Linked DNA regions of Homo sapiens: region 2 is linked to region 1. The links are chromatin contacts, found by Hi-C in ENCODE. All regions are on one chromosome and are shown on one strand. Each heading gives the region's core, a stretch centred on a gene start or an enhancer-like site at or near the end of the contact. The rest is flanking DNA. Distances are from core to core; before and after follow the strand shown.

Evidence for each region. A loop is a pair of places that touch in the nucleus more often than their neighbours do. Pooled maps may share reads with other maps.
Region 2: a pooled map shows a loop between it and region 1 (2.8-fold over the local background). The contact joins the promoter of PPP1R17 here to the enhancer-like site in region 1. A Hi-C loop is called at or near these places in 2 of 37 single-sample maps with no recorded cell type and 1 of 50 pooled maps.

The regions. Positions count from the first base shown.
Region 1 is chr7:32,031,660-32,039,063 of GRCh38, reverse strand. The region is part of intron 2 of PDE1C (phosphodiesterase 1C); the gene reads left to right. Among named protein-coding and RNA genes, the nearest start is that of PDE1C, 35 kb to the left of the region's middle. Within about 2 kb of position 2,348, at least 2 of the 41 ENCODE cell types and tissues checked have a DNase peak (open chromatin) inside an H3K27ac peak, as active enhancers do.
Region 2 is chr7:31,683,914-31,691,525 of GRCh38, reverse strand. It overlaps PPP1R17 (protein phosphatase 1 regulatory subunit 17), which reads right to left and starts at 4,311. Exons shown (of 5, transcript NM_006658.5): 1 at 4,220-4,311. It also overlaps a transcript of PDE1C not described here.

The DNA of each region.
Region 1 (7,404 bases), core at 1,099-3,598:
GAGGATGATGATGGTGGTGCTGATGGTGGTGGTGGCCCATGAGCACAGTTATTGCTAACTTCATACTTTCACCTGTTTGCTTTACATCTGCTTTTCTTTCCTGCTGATTCATTCTATTGAGAAACATGTTCTGGGAGCATGATTTTGAGATCTGACAGATGAGATTCTGATGAAGCCATTGTAAAGCTTAAATCGCTTCCCATTTAGCATCATTATTTTGAATAGAAAGAAATGTTTCTTAAATTAGTCTCTTGTGTCGAAGATGAATCATGTTTAAAGGGTGCTTTTTGTCTTCAGATTCATAGGGTAGATGATCCCCCCTCTTTGATATCAGTGACTTACTTTTGCCACTGGCTTGGGTGGAACATTGTAGGAGCATAATTATACCAGAAGACTGTAAAAAGGCAATATATCACTAGCATTCAGAGCATGGATTTTGGGGTCTGAGAGATGTAAATTTAAATCCATTTTCCACCACTTAAACTTTGTGATTTTTCGGCCAGTTAAGCTTATTCTCAGGGTGGGGCTTACTAATGGTACCTAATTCAAAGGGTTGTGATAAGTAAATGAGACAATGCGTGTATGCTATATGGCCCAATTCTAGATATATATACTAGCTGTTAATATAATGCCTGCCCTCCCAATAAAAATTAATGGCCACAGAATGTCTTCCTTCATCATAATTAACTCTCTGCAAAACTTGGCCTCCCTCAGGCACTTATTCTGCTTGTGCGGGAGATTAATTCTTCAGGATCTCATTTATTGGAGGATTTGTTGGAATGGGGTCTGCAATAGGCGGAGGTGGGAGAATCTGTGTCTCATGCTTCAGGATGATCCTCAAGGCTGTGAAGGCAAAACTTGCAGGTCTGCATAAAGAGGCTAAAAGAAGAAATCCAACCCTTTTATCCTAAGATTCTAGGTGTCACCTACTACTGTTATTCTTTTGATCCCTGTATTTATCTTCTAGTAGGCTCTGCAATGCATAGATCTGTGGGCAGGGACCTTATGTTTCCACCATATATTTAAAAAGGGTAGGTGAGATTTGCAAAATGAAAGTCAGTCCATGTGGTTTGCATTAATAATACTACTGAGAGATTGAACAAATTGAAAGTACTTATTTTAAAAATAAGTCATACTGAATGTTTTGAGTTGAGTGTATTTTATTTATGGAGGTAAATTTTGACCTGACTCCACTCTCAGACTCTTCATTTCACTACAGGTTTACTGAGTGGAACTATGCAATTAGTAGTCAAGCACTGTGAGACATTAAACCAAAACCAAAACAAAAAATGAAATGTGGTTTCTGCCCTCAAGGAGCTAATGACATAATTGGAGAGATATAGGACCCAGACAGGTAATTTCAATATAAGTTATTTGACAAAGGTACAAAGTCATAGAGAATTTCAATATTAAGTTCTTGGATAAAGATGTAAAGATTTAGTTACATCTGCTTAGTTTGGGGGTTCAGAAAAGTCTTTCTGTAGATGACACCTGAGGCTTAAGGATGAGTAAGAAAAACAGCCAGATGTGGAAAGGTGGTATGGGTGTTTTATTTAGAAGGAATACTATGAGCAGATAGTTCATTTTTATCACCGCTTTTGTTATCTGAGTCCCAGTCCCTGCTCTGGCTTGAGTGAGGTTTGTATGCAAGAGAAGGGAAGGATTGCTATGCTGTGGGTATCCTTGTGGGTGAGGGGCAACTCCCTGCCTTAATTACCTTATCGTGAACTAGATTATCACTCCCCTAAGGGCTGCAAGCAAAAGACAGAAAACACCTAATAAAGACCTTTCTCTACTTGAGAACATGCAGTGTGGCCATTTGGGCTATGTGGACCACTTGTCTGTCAGAATGGCCCATTTCAAAGAAACCAGGAATCACTTTAAAATAAGAATCAGGGAAAATAAAGACTCCTACAACTTCCATAAAAGAGTAGAGATTGACAGTAAATGATGAGATGTGATCCCCCCTTTTTAAATTTTCTCAGCTTTTGTAAGGCTGGTATGATTTCTTTCTTACGTAATTGATAGAATGCATCAGTGAAACCATCTAGATCTGTCTGTCTTTGTAGGAAGATAGTATTGAAACAGTTCTCAAATGGTATCAGAATTACCAGCAAGGTCTGTTAAAACACAAATTGCTGTGACCCCCACCCCACCCACTCTAAAGTTCTGATTTGGTAGGTCCGAGTGAGAGCTGTGGATTTACATTTCAAAAAGTTTGCAGGTGTTGCTGATGCTGCCTTTCTGCTGGAGCTACATGTGGATAACCTCTGCCTTAATAGGTATAGGGATATTCAGAGTTTCTATTTCTTGTTGAGTCATTCTTGGTTAAGTTGTGGTTTTTCAAGGAATTTGTTCATTTCATCTAAGTAGTGAAACTCATTGACATAATGTTGCTTGCCATCTTTTTAATATCTGTAAGATCTGCAATATCTCTTTTTCATTCGGGACATTAGTAATTTGTGCCTTCTCTTATTTCTTGATCAAGCTTGCTACTTGTTTATTACTTTTATTAATGTTTTTAAAAATCTTCTGTCCTTGTTAACTTTTTCTGTTGATTGTGTTATGTTTTATTGTGCTCTGCTTTTTGTTTATTATTTCCTTTCTTCTACTTACTTTGGGTTTAATTTGCTCTTCATTTTCTAACTTCTTAAGGTGAAACGTAGGGCATTGATTTTAAACCTTCCATCTTTTCTAATATGAGCATTTAAGCTATACAACTCACTCTAAGCACTTTCTTTCTCTGTACATCCCTGTTGCCTCATCCATACCCCTATTGTTACCTAGTAAACCCGTAGGATGGATATGCTGGGGCAGGTGAATGAATGAATGAATGTAGCTGACCTGGTAGTTTAGATGGCTCTTCCTTCATCCTTGTTTCTTGCGTATGTGGTTCTCAGACAAAGGAATTCCATTTATAGGAGAAAAAGTCATTTCTGAAGTAAACAATTTGTGAATGGAGAAACCTGTGTTTAGAAAAAGTGTGGTACCTGTGAGGCTGGCCTGACACTTAAAGAGCATGATTCCACTGCTATGTTGGCTGAATTTTCTCTGAGCTTGCCCCACTCTGGTGTTTCCTTCACAGGCCAGGCTGTCCTTCTTGTTCATTATCCAAGGGGGTCAAGATGAAATTTCTCTCCCTTCAAGTCAGTTTTCACAATTGACCAGGCACGTTAAAGCTGAAACATGGGATTACCTTTCCTGTTTTCTCAGCAGCAGCTGGCATCCATTGCCATCAGAAGCAAGAGCTGCCCTCTGCTAATAGACTCTATACACTTGGACAGAGATGATTCATACTGCTAGGATTTCGAGCTCCTGGGTCTCTTGAGATGAAAACTCTCAGATGCATAGATTTTCTGGCTTTTGGCAACTCATTTAATGAGCAAATAATTCGGATGCTCTTTACCCCCGCAAGGAAATAGGGAATTCCCTGGGAAATTTAGTTTGGGACCCATCACTGTATAAATCATTTACAACAAACGTTGATCAGAAAATATAATTTCTTTATTCTCTTCCTTTTAAATTTATACCATTGGTATTGATTGCAAAACAAACAACAACCAAACAAACAAGCTAGGTGTAAGAGTTAAAGAAAGAGGAAAGAAACGTGAAAAGCAGCTCAATAGTCAAAGACAGGTTTATTTTGGAGAATAAACCTGAGAGGGGCTTCTGGCCAATTTGGTCAGGAGCACTCTCTCTTACAGACTAAGAGTATTTAGGGGTTCAGAGTGAGAGAGTTTATCACAGGCTCGGAATGTTTCTGTGTGGAGGAGAAGTTTATTGTGGGGTTGGAATGTCTCTGGTTGTAGGGGAGTTTATCTTGGGGCAGGCATGTCTCTGGTTGTGGAGGCGTTTGTCTTAGGGTTGGAATGCTTCTGGTTGGAGATGTCATTTGTAGTTTATGGTCATGCTGACATTAGCCATTAGGCTGATGTCCTTTGGGTTGGATTTCGGTGGCTTTTGATCAAGGGGAACTTTAAAATGTTGGTGCTTTTCCAAGAGGGCAATGCTCCTGCTCTGTCACTAGGCTGAGGAGAAACTAAACTTTGCCTTTAAATAATAGAGTATGATTGTAATAATAAAAATAGCCATAATATTACTTGAAGATGCATGATAATCATGTCCTTGGCACTGAGATAAATGCTTTACACACTTATTTAATTTTTATTAACTCCTCTGGGATAGGTGCTATAATATTATTGCCTCCATTTTATGGGTGAGAAAACTGAGTCTTAGATAATCATAAGTAACTTTCCAAGGTCAGGAAATGATGGGGCTTGGTTCAATTGAGGTCAATTTGACTTTTGGCCCCAATCTCTTAACTCTTATGCTACCTTGCCTCTGTATTTAACTTTGGAGGTATTGGGATATAGTGACAAAGGTGGGATTATGACTTAGTGTTTACATTAAAGTTCACATCAGTACTGTTTGGAGGTTTGGTTAATTCCTGTTTAGATTTTTTGTGCATTTGAAGCCAAGCATGACTGGGAGCTACCATGAACACACCTTGGGGAGAAAAGGAAAATAATTTTTGTAGAGAATGGGGACCTCAGTGAAAACTGTGCCAAGGAATAGGATCTCCAAATCGCTCAGCCTCTTTTTTCACTGCTAAGGGGAATCCATCCACCAGATTGGCATCTTTGTCCGAGGCACAAATCTGTGCAGCACAAATCAGCTTTTCTTCATTCTTGTGAGATTTATGGGATGTGGCTTCTGATTGAGCCATAATGGGTAGGGGGAGTGGGGGATGTGAGTAGGGGAGAGGGTAACCAGAAGCTCCAGCCCATCTGTTGGGCCACAAGAGGGCTTAATTTCTTCCTCATTTTGCTTTTAGAAGTTCATGAAGGAAACCTGTTTTTCCAGTTCTTTGCTCATGTTGTCTCTCTGCTCTTTCCAGTAAGGGGTTGATATCCAGGTGCTGTATGCTGGTTTGACTGTGACACACAGTAAAAAAATACACTTTACATTATGCGTGCAAACACACACACACACACACACACACACACACAGTCTCTCATCTTACTACCACTGATTAAGTCTAATTTTCCTATTCTATTTTATTAACATAAAATTGTTGGCTATAACCCAGTAAGCTGATTTTATTATCTACTGATAGAGAGCAGTCCATAATTTGAAAATTACTGATAATGGTTGGTGGGAGTAGAGTATCAGAGCATAAGCTATATCCTTTTGGGGATGAATTTAAATGTCCAGGTCTAATCTGGACATATATTAATGCATATAAGTACGTTAATAAATCAGGGTACTGTTTTTGTTTTCTGGAGATAACTCAATATCCTTCCAGGGGTCTTTGGGTTTTCCTCCAACCTGAATTAGAAGCAAGCCATGACAATTTCTCTCTTGGGTCTGTGGGTCAAGTCAAAGGAGGTAGCCAACAGAGAGAGAACCTGGTGGAGTTTCAAGGTGACAGTTCAGGGTCCCCTATTTGTCTCAGTGGTTCAGGGTGAAGATACAAGGTCAGGAAGCTGACTGTGCTCGGGAACCACTTCTTGAAAATCTGTATTCTTTAGAGTTTTGCAGTAGATAACAGCAATAATGGAAAACAGGTTTTTTTGTTTTTTGTTTTTTTGCCAAGGTACTGACTGAAGGAAGGACATTTATCCCCTTAATAACAAAGGGAATTGCGCTCCTTTGATGCTCAGAGTGGCATGAAATATATTCCATATACATTCTTCAACATGCTTTCCAGACTGTAAGTTCATTAAAACTACTGAATGAATTCCAGGGTGAGGAAGATTAAGCTGTAATTTACTATATTTCATGGCTCGCTTCTCCCTTTTCTTTGAGCCCATTCATCTGTGGATGAGTCACAAAGAGATAGCAAATGCACCACAGAGCATCACGCCTCTAGGACAGCTTTGGGAACTAACAATTGATTCTGCTAGGATGCCATCAAGAGAGAGTCTGCCCCTTCCCTTCTGCCTTGCCCTGCCTGGGGATTCAGCCCTCCTTTCATCCTGGGAAGGTCTTACTCCGTCAGCTGATCTCAGCTGAAGATTAGTTTTGAGAAGTCACCTTCTGAATTATTGTGTTGGTAAGAGAGCTTGTGATCTCCAGTTCATGGTCTGGTCTTTCCCCATCTCCAGCTCTCTGCTCACTTGTTAGTCTTTCCTTGTGTACCCGAGCTTTGCTGCTGCATTACTCACAGGAACCTTACAAACAGCACTTCTCAAAAAGTTTAATGTGATCATCTGGGGATGTTTTTAAAACGTGGATTCTGATCCCGCAGAGCTGGGATGGGGCCTGAGATTCTGCATGTCTAACGGTTACTGATGCCCTGGTTCTTGGCCATTCTTTGGGGAGGGAGGCTCCACAGGTTGGTGCATAGGTGTGGAGAGGGCACTGTCTGTGTGCACAGCCCTCATTTTCATAAGACCCGGCATGTGACCATAAGATGGTAGGTTTTTATCTATAATAATAGAAGCAGGAATCACGATTCCTTCTTGGTAGAGCTGATATTTTCTCTCTAGTCCAGTCACTTTTCTCTTTGCATTCATCTTGTATTTACATGTGCCTTTTGGGAATCAGTGTTCCTGTCAGTGGCTGTCTCCACACACTCGTAGCAGTGAACAGATGCCCTGTGAACTTGATTCTTGCCTCGGAGTTGTGAGGAGCAGGGTATGCCCCAGTGGCAGAGAGATGGGGACACTCTACGGGTGTGAGGAACTCACAGAATAGGAAGCCTGGCCTTGCTGTGAAGTCCCTGCTGGTCTGGGACACAGCCTGACAGTCAGGCAAGGGCAAGTAGGTTTGTTTTCCTCTTTAGAACATGAGGTCTCCACCTCCTCCTCCAAAATAACCTTTGAGGCAGCCTCTTCTCTCCAGGACCCCATGTGGGCTTTTCTGGCTTTTCTGCCCCATGTGGCATCCTGGGTTTCTAGAACACATGTGATTATAACAGAGTATGCCACCATGATCAACTTATGAGGAAGTATGTCTACTCTTTTGACTTTATTGTAGTTTTTGGCCCTAGAAGGAATCTTGGATGTCATCTTTTTCAGCCTCAGGTGAAGCAGAAGCTCAGATGGCAAAGGGTTGTGCACAAAGTCAGGTGGCCAAGCATCTAGTCTCTGACTACTGGGAAAGCAAATAACTCATTTTACAGCCTCCAGGAATTTCTCCCCCAAGCAGTACTTCTCCTGCGGTACAAACCTGTGGCCCCCTCTGACAACGTCTGGACACAGTCTCCTTGCCCCATCTCTTCCCACTTCCAGGCTCCCCACTGTGTAAATTTCCTAGAACCCTTGTGGTAGAGGGGCCTCTCCTACTTTCCATACCTCACATTCACATGTGTCCAGCCTCTGTTTCCTGCATCTTGCCAGTCTGTTGATTCTATTTATCCATCAAGGCCCTAGTCTAATTTGACTTCCTCCTTGAACGCAA
Region 2 (7,612 bases), core at 3,062-5,561, 350 kb after region 1:
ATGCATTAGCTGAGATTTATAGAAAATCTTCATTAGAGCCTGGCTAGATTCTGTATCTTGAGTTCTTTTTAGATAATTTATTACTCATGTCCTACTATAGCAAGAGTGGTGGGGGAGGAATAAATAAGATTAAAATCGCCCAACCAATTCTTTTCTTTTGAGATTTCTTGACAACCAGCATGCAGATGAACACACAGACCAGTTGTGCTAATGTTTCAAGCTCATAAAATGAGTTCAACTCTGTTGTCTTTTGAGGAATAAACCGGTTTTCTCTGAAAAGGTGGGAGGGTCTCTTCCTCTATGTGCTGAGATCACTGGATAGCAGATGGAGCTATTAACTGATCACTTGAGCACAGCTTTTAGAGTCACTCTGTGCAGACTGATTGTACTGAGTGACTTCAGAAGAAATCAATTCAGACCATTGTTTTCAGTGTTTGTATAGAGATTGCCAACTCCCTGCGACCATCAGGAAGTATGCTGTTAGCTTGGATGGGCCATGGGAACATCACTCAGGATGAGTGCTGAGGTCTCAAGGCAGCATCAGATATGGTCTTATGCACCTATTTAACCAATTTTCCTCCTCTTCAGGCAGAGTCATGGGCCCAGTCATACATATTATGTTGAAAATTACCCCATAGAGGATCTGTTGAAAATATTCATTCCTCAGAAGAAGAAACTGAGGCTCAAAAATGTTGAAATGACATACCATTAGTAAAACACTTAGAATCAGAGTAATCATTTGAAGCCACGCACTTACTATCTACTGAAGGTCCTATCTGCTGTTAGTACCTTTATCCTTCTCCCCGACCCTTGAAAGGTAAGGCGGTTTTTAACTTGGATCCTATGGCTGTTCTTATGTGCCTAATAGCAGGTTATTTAGTTTGAATCTGGATTCTTGAGTCAAATAGACCTAGTTTAAATCTCAGCTCTTAAACTAAAAAGCCATATGACTTCGATGAAGTTGCTAAATCTTAAAGATGTAGTGAGAGTAAATGGGGCCCAATGTAATAGAATCATTTTTGCCCCCTCTCCACACAAGTTAAGTCTGCTACAATAAAATTTGCAAAGGCTAACATCTTTGTGGTGCCCACACAGTCTGGCACCCAGAAACATATGTCCCTCTCTGTCCCCCGAGCTTACCCTGAGTTTCCTCATCTGTAAAATAGAGATAATAATACCTACTGGGTGGAGTAACTGTGAAGATGAAATAGCATAGCTGCATGCTTAGCACATTGTAGTCATAATTCAAGTGGCAGCTATTTTTATGTAATGTTGTCTATCTACCACGCTAGATTTTTGGCTAAGGAAGACCCGTTGTATAATGAAAAGATTCTAAAAAGCAATTGAACTTTTCTTTCAGATGCTTAGCCACGGGAGGTCCAGGCCTCCTCTGAGCAAAGCAGCTATGGCAGCACCAGTCTAGAAAAAGAAAGCCTGTCTCTGGCCGATGAATTGAATAATCAAACATGTCAGAGGCCCCTGGACAAGGTGAGGGAAAGCAGTGATTCGTCACAAAACTGACACATGCTTCCTCCACAGCATAGCTCATCTTGTCTATGGGAGAAACAACACTATTTCAAATCAGTGTGATTTAAAGAATGGTGGTGGTGAACCAGCAAGACTGTTTGCTAAGGGGCTGAGAGACAATTTCCAGATCTGGGATTTTACATTACAAGAATATCCCATGCCGTGCAGGGATGTGTTTTGCTCATGGGGTTAGAAGATACTTTTATCATGAATGATGTCATTACGGACTTCTTAGGAGAAAATTTTCACACAAAGAAAAGAACAAGCAAGTGGAGGGGAAAGACATTTGGAGTTTAGTGTTGGCTTATTGATAATTTTCATAGCCTGTTAGTATAATGACCCCATCTCTCAACTCACTCTCCATTTCTATCCTCAGTGAGAAGGGGCGCTCTTTATGAGTGAGCTGTTTTAAGACATGAGCCGGTCTAATTCTTGACATAGGAAATGGAATATTTCCATTTCCTATTCCTGACTCTACCCACGCCTTCCTCTCTTTAATTCAGTCTCTACCCCAAGCAGGTGTCATAAAGGGATGCTGCACTTGTTGGGCTGCCCAGGGAAGGTTTCATCATCTCCCTGTAACTTGGGAACTTTCTAAGGCACCAGCTCTTTCTTTCATGCCTGCATAGTTGGTCCTCTGCATCTTCAGAATTCAACCAAAAAGCTAGGGCCTCCAGAGAGGCTTGTTGTCTAATACTTCACATTTGGGGGTGTTTTCATAAACTGTGTCTACTACAAAGACTTGTGACCTTTTTAACATCCTCTTTCCACTTATTGGTTCAGTGTGGGCTCTGAATTCTAACACTCACACAGGGACGTGGACTGCCACTGTCATTGCAATATTGGCCACCCACCCTTGTGACAAGCCTGGAGTCAAACGTGCTGTGGAAATCAGGACTGTTTAAATTATATAACAGCTCTAGAGGGGTCTCAAGGAGCACCAGCAGTCACATCCATTATTTCTGCAGCAAAACTATGAATATTCACACTAAGTGACATAAAGACAAACCACAAAAAATTCACATTCTTTCAGGTCAGGCTTTGCTACCAAATGAGTTTGTGTTGAACTTAACAACAAACCTTTTGGTTTTCAAAATGTTTCAGATTTCTTAATTAGAGAATGAAAGAGTATTGATCGAATTACTCTTCTGGTTGTGGTTGTTTGACAGAATGTAGGTATTCAGTGTAGTATGCAAGAGACCAAGAGATATGATTTCAGGGTTTGAGAAAGGATTTCAGGATTTCAGATTTTAAACTCTTGTAACTTCCTCTTACTAATCCTTACCTTCCTTTTCACAAGGGACAAAACCTTTCTTTTTACAGAGAGATACTTGTAAATGCAAATACCACTAAGAGCAGCAATATGTAAATTGATGTCACAATACACAGGGATTGTTAATGACAAAGGTCACCTTCTCTTTTGAGAACAGGAACTGAAAGGGGGAAGGAACTGGGTGCCAGAAAAGGGACCCCACTATATTGCAGAAAGGCAGGCACACCAGCGGAGCTGAAACACATTAGTTGGTTCAGTGTGTGGTCAGAAGCTGGTCTGGATTTTTTGTCTTTTCTCTTATCATTGAGCGGTTTTCTCAGTTGGATGTGAGAATATGCGGTTTAAATTATGGGAAGAAAATTCCTCTCAACTTTAAGATTGGATGCTGTGAGTCAATATAAGGTAGAAGCCAACGTTTGGCTGCTTGTACCACTCTCTAGCTGGGTGAACTTGGGACAGTTATCTGTTCTCTCAAAAATTTAGTTTTCAAATCTGTTAAATGGGGGAAGATAGTGGCTCTTCTCCAGGGTTGTTGAGAGTATTACCCATAGAATGTGCATGGAGTCCCGAGCCCAGGTCCTACACACTGATATTTTCGTGAGTGTGAGGGACCTTCTTGGATCTTTCAGTCCTCCATTTGTGATTATATGTCTATCTAAATTGATCTATCAGAATTATCTCTTTATCCCATCTCTGGCCTTCTCTGAAGCTGGTAATGAGATGAGAATAGTTCAAGACAAAAACCAACCCATTTCTAAATCTTGGGAACATAATAGAACTGATTCTCAGAAGCGAGTTGACACTTAGCTTACCATACGGTATTCTGAAGAATATCCCCCAAAGTAATCAGGTCTTGATTTACTGGATGGAATAAAAGGGTAGAAGGTTGTATCCACAGCCTATGTGGTATCTCGTTAATGCACCCTCTGGCTATGTAAAATACATATTCATTGTCAAACCTCTTTTTAACCAGAGGATTGAATTCAGGTCAAAAAGTACCGTCTTTTAAAATCAGATTTGTTCATTTAGAAAACCTAAATTGGCAGTATTCCTGGAGGAGAGACTGACTTAAAGTAGGGCATGGAGAATGTGTTTTGAGAAGCATACTTTCTGTACTTTCCCCAGCCTTGGAAGATAAACCTCTCTATCCTGTGTGAATATGCAGATACACCAACTTCATCTTGAAACTTTGCAAATGAGTTTGTGAGGGTTCAGTCTTTTACAGAACTCCATTCCCTCCCTTGGAAGAATGACTTGAAAGTGGTAACTTTTTCTGCTGTCCACTCGGCCCCAGCTTAGCCTTGCTCCATAAAGCACAACCCCGTGCCACCAGCTACAGCCTTCTTTGTCCCAGTAACTGACTGGAAACTTGCTTTTCTCACCACAAAAGTTCTTGGAGTAAAAATCTGAAGCACTTACCAATCAGCGCAGATGCAGGGAAGCGAAGGCGAGAGACAGGGAGGGCGTGTGTGCTCACCGAGGCTGGGCCTGGCTCCTCTGCGGCAGTGGCTGCTGCTGGCCGGCTCCAGCTCCTCTTATCTAGGGACCAGCTGCTGCTGTTGCCATGGGGATGCTCTGTTTCACAGGCACCAGGGCAAGGGGGATGGAGAAGGAAAGAGGACTAACATCTCCATCGCTGCTCTCCACGGCAATCATTGTACATTACAAAAGTACAGTATAGAGTCGTGCTTTGAGTTTCCGGTGTGCACACCAGAGAAATTCAGACAAACCAGCTACATCATTGAATTCCCATGCGATAGATTTTTTTTGGCCTGATTTTGTAAATATGGAAACTGAGGCACAAGAAGTTAAGTGATATGCCCAAGAGAGGCCACAGCTAATTTCGACTCTCAAAGCTATTTAAGTTTAAATCCAGAGTACTTTCAATCACTATTGCTGCTTCTCAAAGTACTATCATGAGGAGGAAGAGAAGGGTAGCTACTGCTAACATTTATGTAAGGCTACCAAAATGCCAGACACTCTTCTAGAGACTTCACACATATCTACTTACTTAACCCTCAGGCCAACCTTGTGAGATGAGCTACAGTCATCATCCCATTTTATTGATGAGGAAGCTGGGGCTCAAGAGTTACCAAATCATCTGACCAAGGTCTCCCCACATGGTGAAGCTAGGGTTTGAATGGGGTAATGAAATGCTAGGGTCCACGCTTGTAACCACTTTGCAATACCTCTCAGCAAAGAGAGCATTTCAAACAGCACATAGCAAAGAAAGCAGCCCCCAACTCTATAGGTTATAGTGTGCAGGCCAGAAAAAATTTCCTCCTTCAAAGGAACAAAGCCAAATGTACCAATATTAGGAATACGTAGGCACTCAAGAGTGGATGTTTAAGCAAGGTGGGAGAGGCGGGAGACATGCTGTCTTTTGGAGAGGAAGGTTCTATGTTTTGGGTCTGCTCACTGGAGGAGAGCCCACTGGGGTTTGGAGGAGCAGCAGTTTTGACTCCAAAGCAGGAAGGCCAGTCTGGGAGATCAGGTAGGTATCAGGACCCACTAGAAGGGCTCCAGACCCCCTGATAGCAGCCAATGGACCACCCAGTGATGCCCAAGAAATATGTTCTCACAGAAGATACGTGAGCACCATCCACACATCCATATTTTTTCCAGTCTTACCTGAGGTTCCCTGCAGAGCAGGTCCCTGGCAACCCCTTGGTTTCAACTGCCTGCTTGCCACTGGCAATGTGTTTGTTGGTGCCTCCCTCCCACTTGCCAGGATCCCAAATAACAGGGCTAGAACCATAGTAAACTCACCAAGAGGTTGACTCCTAGGGTTAGACTTTTGCCATGGTAACAGATAAGCAGAGAATGGACTTCTTTGCCTGTTCCATTTTGTGTTGATCCTTATTGGGACCTCCTGGGAAGAGATGAGGGTTGCTGAAAGGTGATGCTCTTGTCTAGGAAGGGAAGGCCCTAGATGTTGAGGGACAGGGCCTAGAAGCAGGTCTGTGTTCAAAACTGCCTGCTTTATCTTCTTCATTTTTTAAATTTTATTTTATTTTCAGTGCTGGGACACATGTGCAGGACGTGCAGGTTTGTTACATAGGTAAACGTGTGCCATGGTGGTTTGCTGGACCTATCAACCCATCACCTAGGCATTAAACCCTGCCTTACTTTATCTTCTTAACAACAGCCTTGTTGGCCAATGAGTTAGCAGCATCTTCAGTCCACACTTGAGTGGAAAAGATATACTTTCCTTCTGAAATCCTTGAATTCTTCTTTTGAATTAAACTGTTTTGAGGTAATAGATCTACATGTCGTTGTGAGGGATAATACAGGGAGATCTCCTATACGTAAGCAGTTATATCCAATGGTAACATCTTATGAAACTATCCTACAATATCAAAACCAGTATGTTGATATTTACATGAATATATACAGAACATTTCTGTCACCACAAGCCTCCCTTATCTTGCCGTTATATAGCCATGCCCCCCTCCGTTCCTTCCTAACCTCCTGCTCCCAATCACTTTTTAAACTCGGCAACCATGAATCTATTCTCCATTTCTATAATTTTGTCAATTCAAGAATGTTTTAATAATGGAATAATACAGTAGGTAGCCTTTTGGGTTTGGCTTTTTTTTTTTCACTCAGCATTATTCCCTAGAGATCCATTCAGGTTGTTGTGTGTGTCAATAATTTGTTCTTTGTCATTGCTGAATAGTATTCCATAGAATGGACCACAGTTGGTGTGACATCTTGTATATACACCTGGATTGTTACCAATGTTTGGCTATTACAAATAAAGCTGCTATGAACATTCATGTAGAGAGGCTTTTGCGTGAACATAATTTTTAATTTCTCTGGGATAATGCCCAGAAGAGTAATTACTGACAATTGCATGTTTCCTTTTACAATAACACCAAAGCGGCTGTAGCATTTCCCATTCCCACCAGCAATGTACGAAGGGTCCAGTTTCTCTGTATCTTCACCAGAATTTGGTGTTGCCAGTATTTTTAAAAAGCCATTCTCAGAGGTAGGTTCAGTAGTAATATCTCGTCATGGTTTTAATTTGCATTCTGTGCATGACTAATTATGCTAAACATTTTTTCATGTGCTTATTTGTCATCTGCGTAGTTTCTCTGGTGAAATGTTACTTCATGTCTCTTGTCTACCTTCTAATGGGACTTTTTATATTACTGTTGAGTTTTGAACTGGATCCTAGATATTCCAGATACTAGTTCTTTATTAGAAATATGGGTTGCAAATACTTTCTCCCAGTTTGCTGTTTGTATTTTTAATCTTTTCATGGAGTCTTTCACAAAGCATAGCTTTTAAATTTTTATAAAGTCCAATTCATCATTAATGAATTTTAAAATATATAATTTAGATTTTTCTGAGGCTCTTTGGAGAAGCTTAATTGTGTTAAGCATATTCCAGCCTGTAGATTTTAACAAATCCTTTTGTCACTTAATTTCCACAGTTCAAAGGGAATATTTTCAAAGACAGAAGAGTATGAATCCCTGATTTCCCCTTTGAATAGACATGTCTACTACTCCCAAGTTCGGGCTGTTGTTGCTGTTGCTGATTTTTCCCAGGGCTTCGTACATACTCTTTAATTGATTATGCCCCTCCCCCTTTTAAGGCAGATGTAAACAGCAACTGACAGGGCAGATGGTAATGTAAATCTATACCTTGGAGAGTTCTAAATAACAACCACATATGTGCAGTGCTGAAGTCATAGACCCTCAGCCTACAGCGCTCCCAGCATAAGTGCAAGGAGCCGTTGTGTCCATGGCATGATTTGTAGTCCAAGAGCCCTTTGATGTATGGCTGAATTCACTTGTGCCTTCATTC